2 separate regions of the Homo sapiens genome follow, and region 2 is linked to region 1. The links are chromatin loops, found by intact Hi-C in ENCODE. Cell type or tissue: heart right ventricle. All regions are shown on one strand. Each heading gives the region's core, and the rest is flanking DNA. Links, peaks and the distances in the headings are about the cores only. Region 1 has its middle 4.7 kb from the start of UBE2E1. Region 2 has its middle 70 kb from the start of UBE2E1.

What was found. Peaks named below come from ENCODE experiments on the same cell type or tissue, not always from the same donor. Only the 100,000 strongest peaks of a DNase experiment are listed, where the experiment ranks them.
Region 2: it touches region 1 in a loop (1.9-fold over the local background); 10 of 110 quality-filtered maps call a loop at or near these places.

Annotation. Positions count from the first base shown.
Region 1 is chr3:23,799,806-23,802,726 of GRCh38, forward strand. No RefSeq gene overlaps it. Among named protein-coding and RNA genes, the nearest start is that of UBE2E1, 4.7 kb to the right of the region's middle. In heart right ventricle, for the core only: a CTCF peak has its summit at 1,100; no DNase peak of the experiment used is centred there.
Region 2 is chr3:23,734,538-23,737,458 of GRCh38, forward strand. No RefSeq gene overlaps it. Among named protein-coding and RNA genes, the nearest start is that of UBE2E1, 70 kb to the right of the region's middle. In heart right ventricle, for the core only: no CTCF peak of the experiment used is centred there; a DNase peak (open chromatin) is centred at 1,619; H3K27ac peaks cover 909 bases.

The sequences.
Region 1 (2,921 bases), core at 120-2,619:
GAATAAAGGCCAGTTTCTTTTTGTTTCTAATAAAATACTATTTTGATAATATATTTTACAGTTTATAATTTATATATATGTAATTTTATATTTTAATAATAGTCTATTTCAGGTCTGATGTTTTTCCACATCATTTTCAACGTCATTTCAATACCTGAGAATGTCTCTTCATTTTCCCAAGCCCTACTTGTCGTTCTAGGCTCAGCTCTAATCCCTTTTCCTCTGGTCCTTACTGGAGGCCAGAGGGTACCTCTTGGAACTCTTTACATCTTGGGTCCAGTGTGGTAGCTCATGCCTGTAATCCCAGTGACTCCACTGGGGAGGCCAAAGCAAGAGGATTGCTTGATCCCAGGAGTTTGAGGTTACAGCGAGCTATGATTGAGCCACTTCACTCTAGCCTGGGTGACAGAGCAAGACCCTGTCTCTAAAAAGAAAAGAAAAAAAAGAAACAACTTTTTACATCTGTCATAGCACTTAGCACTGTACTTAGCCTACACAGACTAATTAATAAATATTTGTTGATTAATTTATTTGAGGCACAGCCATGAGTTCAATCAGTGGCAAAGACAGAACTTGTCCTGTAGGCTTAGCAAGTCGAGATTGGTATCTTTGCTGCCAATTGCTTCTGGGGTTTACAATTATTGAGGTAAATTTTGGATTCAAATTGGATCCTTGACTATAGATTTGCCACACCATGGAACTGTGGAGAAGTTGATATTTTTTAAAAGTTTCACAATAGATAATTAAGAACATGAAATAAAAATATTTATTCCCTACTATTTTATTCCTCCAAATTTCAGTAAACTGGAAGAGTGTTCAATTCAGGAAAAGGTTTCAGAGACTAATGAACCAAACTGCTCAAATTATAATCCTACATATTCTAATATAGTCTATTCTTGTGTGATCAATGTATAGAAAGTTGAAGAAGGCTAGTTTGTTTAAAAAATAGGTCCTACAGAGGAGATGCTACATTATAAACTGAGAAGAGTACTTTCATACTAATCACTATCCTTTTGTGGACATCAAATCAACCTTTTTGCCCTTGCCTGAGACAACATTAGACTCTTACCAAGTCTTGATAAATTTTGAAAATCACATGGTTGTTCAATGCCTCCATGTGGTAGAAAAAAATAATTTAGCTCTGTCCTACCTTCCTGTGTTAGCAACATTCAGGCCAATAAAGTACGATAGTGCTTAGGGCCCTTCAATGGGATCAGTGCTATTTTATTTTTTTTAAAAGGCCTATGGAAAAATGACCCAAATTGAAGGTAAATGCCCCAGATCACATTCGTCTTTATGGAATCGACCCTTGTTTTTGAACTTTCCTTATCTTTCTTACAAGGAATGGATTTTTCAGCCAAAGGAGAATTATAAAATGAAACAAGTCGATTGAAATCCAGTGAGTCCATTTTTCCCAGAAAGGCTTTATATAAATTCTTTATAAGTTGCAAACACAAGATTTTTTTTTCTTTGGATGGAAAAAGGAAATCTTTTCTTTTTCTTTTTTTTTTTTATGGAGTCTCACTCTGTCACCAAGGCTGGAGTGCAATGGCATGATCTCGGCTCACTGCAACCTCTGTCTCCTGGGTTCAAGAGATTCTCCTGCCTCAGCCTCCCGAGTAGCTGGGATTACAGGCACTCATCACCACACCCAGCTAATTTTTGTATTTTTAGTAGAGACGGGGTTTCACCATGTTGGCCAGGGTGGTCTCAAACTCCTGACCTCAGGTGATCCGCCCACCTCAGCCTCCCAAAGTGCTGGGATTACCAGTGTGAGCCACCACGCCCAGCAAAGGAAATCCTTTCTATTCAGCAATAAGGTAAGTTAAAAAACTATATTAACCAACGTTAACTTGCTTGACAATTCTTTGGACATGAAATTGGCCAAAGAGAATCTTTATGAAATACTTGAATTTCAGTGTAAGCAACAAGTCAAAAAGTTAAACCAAGTCTCCCTCTTTCAACTGTATTATTTCACCTCCTAGGGATCAACTAGCACCTTGATCTTCAAGTGTTTCTACTTAAATGTACTTGATACACTAAAGATGACTTGAAGGAGAGTTGGGTCATTCTGAAAACCAGGAATAGGTATTAATAAAAACTGGAGCCCACTTTCTCAAAGTCCACAGGATGTCACAGTGTAATACTACTTGGGCTTCTGTGACTGGCTGGTTTTCTAAAATGTAAATTGAGCATTACTATCAAAGCATTCAGTGCATATGTATGCATTTGCTTTACACATGCATAGACTACAACCGAAAACTGCTTTCTCCAAAGGAAATTAGGGGTGGGGGAAGGGGCAGAAAGATATTTTCGTGGCATACTCTCTGGTTTCTTTAGAATAATATAGCATGAAAATGTATTATCTATTTAAAATATATCCATATAGGCAAAATAAATAAATAATGAGGACTATTCTCAGGATGAGGGTGGGGTTGGGGAACTTCAATAGCAGTCATTAGTTCAAGCAACCATGTTACAAATTCAGTGATTCCCTTAGCTTGCTTCCATGTTCCCACTTTCCCAGCTGTCTTGATTGTTAATATATTCTCGAAAATATTATCAGAGACTACTATATTTATTTTATTTATTTACTTATTTTGAGACAGGGTCTCACTCCCACCACCCAGGTTGGAGTACAGTGGCACAATCACAGCTCACTGCAGCCTCAACCTCTGGGGCTCAGGTGATTCTCCCACCTCAACCTCCCAAGTATCTGGGACCACAGGCATGTGCCACCAGGCCTGGCTAATTTTTGCATTTTTTGTAGAGACAGTCTTGCCATGTTGCCCAGGCTGGTCTTGAACTCCTGGGCTCAAGGAGTCTGCCTGCCTTGGCCTCCCAAAGTGCTGGAATTACAGGCGTGAGCCACTGCACCCGGCCCTTTTATATTTAATACATTTTTCTGCAATGTAATTGAG
Region 2 (2,921 bases), core at 275-2,774, 65 kb before region 1:
AAAAAAAAAAAGATAAAATTCTAGATAGAATTCTTCAGCCTTAAAGAAAAGGAAATCAGAATGTTGGGGGGAGTGGTTTAGAGCTGGGAATCAGAGGTAATTAGGTAGGTGCTCAGCAAAGGTGGTATGTGACCTGGACCTGAATGTTGAGAAGGAGATAGTTGTATGATTCAGATTCTAGAAGAACAGCATTCCAGGTTCTTAATCCTCAGAATCATTCAGTAATGTTTATAGCCAAATTTAAAATCTAAATAGGAAAAAAAATAGCATTTGAAAACAGAAGAGAGAAAATTCACCTACAATCTTACTACCTTAACACCACTTCTATTTTTAGTCAGAGTGTATTTCCTTTAATCTGGGCCCGCATGCATATGTTTTTTGTATCATTTATCATAATCAACTGTATATACAGTAGTTAGCTCTTTTCACTTAAAATTATAAGCATTTTCTGTGATAACCATTATATTCCCGACCATTATAATTTTCCATTTCTTCATATTTGTCCATCCAGTGGCTCTGACATATACAGGAGTTAACCTTTTCCCTATTGCACATTTAGGTTGTTGTACAAATTGATGCATATGAGCATAGGCATCTTTACATACACGTATTTTTCCTCTGCTTTTGTATAACTTTCTTAGGATAGACTTCCTGAAATGGGAGATTTCTGTGTCAAAGGGAACACTTAATCTTAGAGGTTGTGATACAAGTTGCCAAATCTTTTTCCAAAATAAATAGGAAAAGAGATAGTGGTAGAGAGACAGAGAGATGGCGGGGCCTCAGGGTGGGGGGTTGGAATATGAGTAGGCAAAAATATGAACCATTATGCTCTGTGGGGGTAGGGAAGGATATCCTTGTCTCTTTTGCTTATTGTTGTATATGCAGTGCCTGGCACACGGTAAGAGCCCAATAATGGAGTAAGTTCAAGTTTTGCAGCTCAAGATTGATTTGCAGCTGAATTTGTTGTTGTGCTCCAAAGGAGAGAAATTTGCTAGGCAGGAGCAAACATTTTACATCACTCTGCTTTTGTAGCTTTGGCTTGTGATTAAAAGAACAAAAACAAAATAGATGTTTATGGAGATTCGACCGAGAAGGCAGGCTGAGCATATGTTTAAGCCTCCCCCTCCAATTCCTAGAAAACACTTAAAAGGTACATATTCTCCTGTTACAGATCCATTTATATGTGTGTGTTCACACATCCCACCCAGCCCCTTCCCCCAGCCAGTGGATCCAGGCCATGGTAAACAAATCCAGTACTCACAGCGATAAGCACAGCTTTAGGCTGGGTTCTTATAAATAGCTTCTGAGATGACTTGTAGGAAGCTGACTTATTAGAAAATATTCACAATAAGAATGGGTAGGGATATGGGGAATTGGGACCAGGAAGGGAAGAGAACATCCAAGGTGTAATGGCAAACAGACCCCTCAGAGGATAACCCTGGCTTCATACAAGGAGCTCTGGAGATAGTACAGGTCACACCACAGAGGTGCCCCCATCAAGCAGTGAGGGGCCTGGAGGATCCACATCTCCTGTGCTCATCAGTACATAAACTGTCCCGGGGGACATAAGCTCCCAGGCCCTTCTGGCTCTTGGTGTACACTGGCAAAGTGCCCATCCATCAGGCTGAGGCCTGGACCTCGACAGAGGCACAGATGCTGGCTGTTGGAGTAAAAGCATTCGGGAGCCTGTTTAGACTAAAGCGTTAAAGGGATTTGGGGGAAGGTAGATGGAGCCCTGCCAGCTCCTGCTTCAAGCTCACAACAGGAACCACCGTGAAAACTAACCCCATGAAAGGAGACATCAAATTTTACAAATGAAAGAACAAGCTCTGAGAAAAGAGTTAATTGAAAAATATAGAAAATGACTCTAGAATAAGTTTAACCTGTATCTTCATGGACAGAGAAGCAGATATTACATCTGCTGAATCAGAGATCTTGAAAATTAAGTCTTCGATCATAGACATTTTTTTTTTTGAAAATTAAGTCTTTGATCATAGACATTTTTTTAAAAAGTAGATGGACTAAATAGAATAAGAGAACAAATTAGTGAGCTAGAAGATTGAACTAAAGAACTCCCTGGAAAGAGATAAAAAGTATGAAAGAAAAGTTAGGAACATGGAAAATAATTTCATAAATTCCCATATCCGGCTAAGATTTCCAGAATGAGAGAACAAAGAGGATAGATAAGATAAAATACTTTGGGCCGGGCGCAGTGGCTCACGCCTGTAATCCCAGCACTTTGGGAGGCCAAGGCGGGTGGATCACCTGATATCAAGAGTTCAAGACCCGCCTGGCCAACAGGGTGAAATCCTGTCTCTACTAAAAATACAAAAATTAGACAGGCATGGTGGCACAGATGTGTAATTCCAGCTACTCGGAGGCTGAGGCATGAGAATCGCTTGAACCCAGGAGGCGGAAGTTGCAGTGAACCGAGATTGCACCACTGCACTCCAGCCTGGGTGACAGAGCCAGACCCTATCTCAAAAAGAAAAAAAAAAAAAAGAGAGAGAGAGAGAGAGAAAGTACTTTATTTATTTATTTATTTTGAGATGAAGTCTCGCTCTTGTCCCCCAGGCTGCAATGCAGTGGCACGATCTCGGCTCACTGCAACATCTACCTCCCAGGTTCAAGCGATCCTCCTGCCTCAGCCCCCCGAGTAGCTGGGATTACAGGTGCATACAACCACTCCCAGCTAATTTTTTGTGTTTTAAATAGAGATGGGATTTCACCATGTTGGCCACGTTGGTCTCGAATTCCTGACCTCAGGTGGTCTGCCCGCTTCAGCCTCCCAAAGTGCTGGAATTACAAGCGTGAGCCACCACGCCGGGAAGAGAGAAAGTACTTTAAAAGATAACAGAAGAAAAATGTCCCAAGTTAGTGAAATATATGAGCCAATTAAAGTCTCCAACAAGACCAAGCAG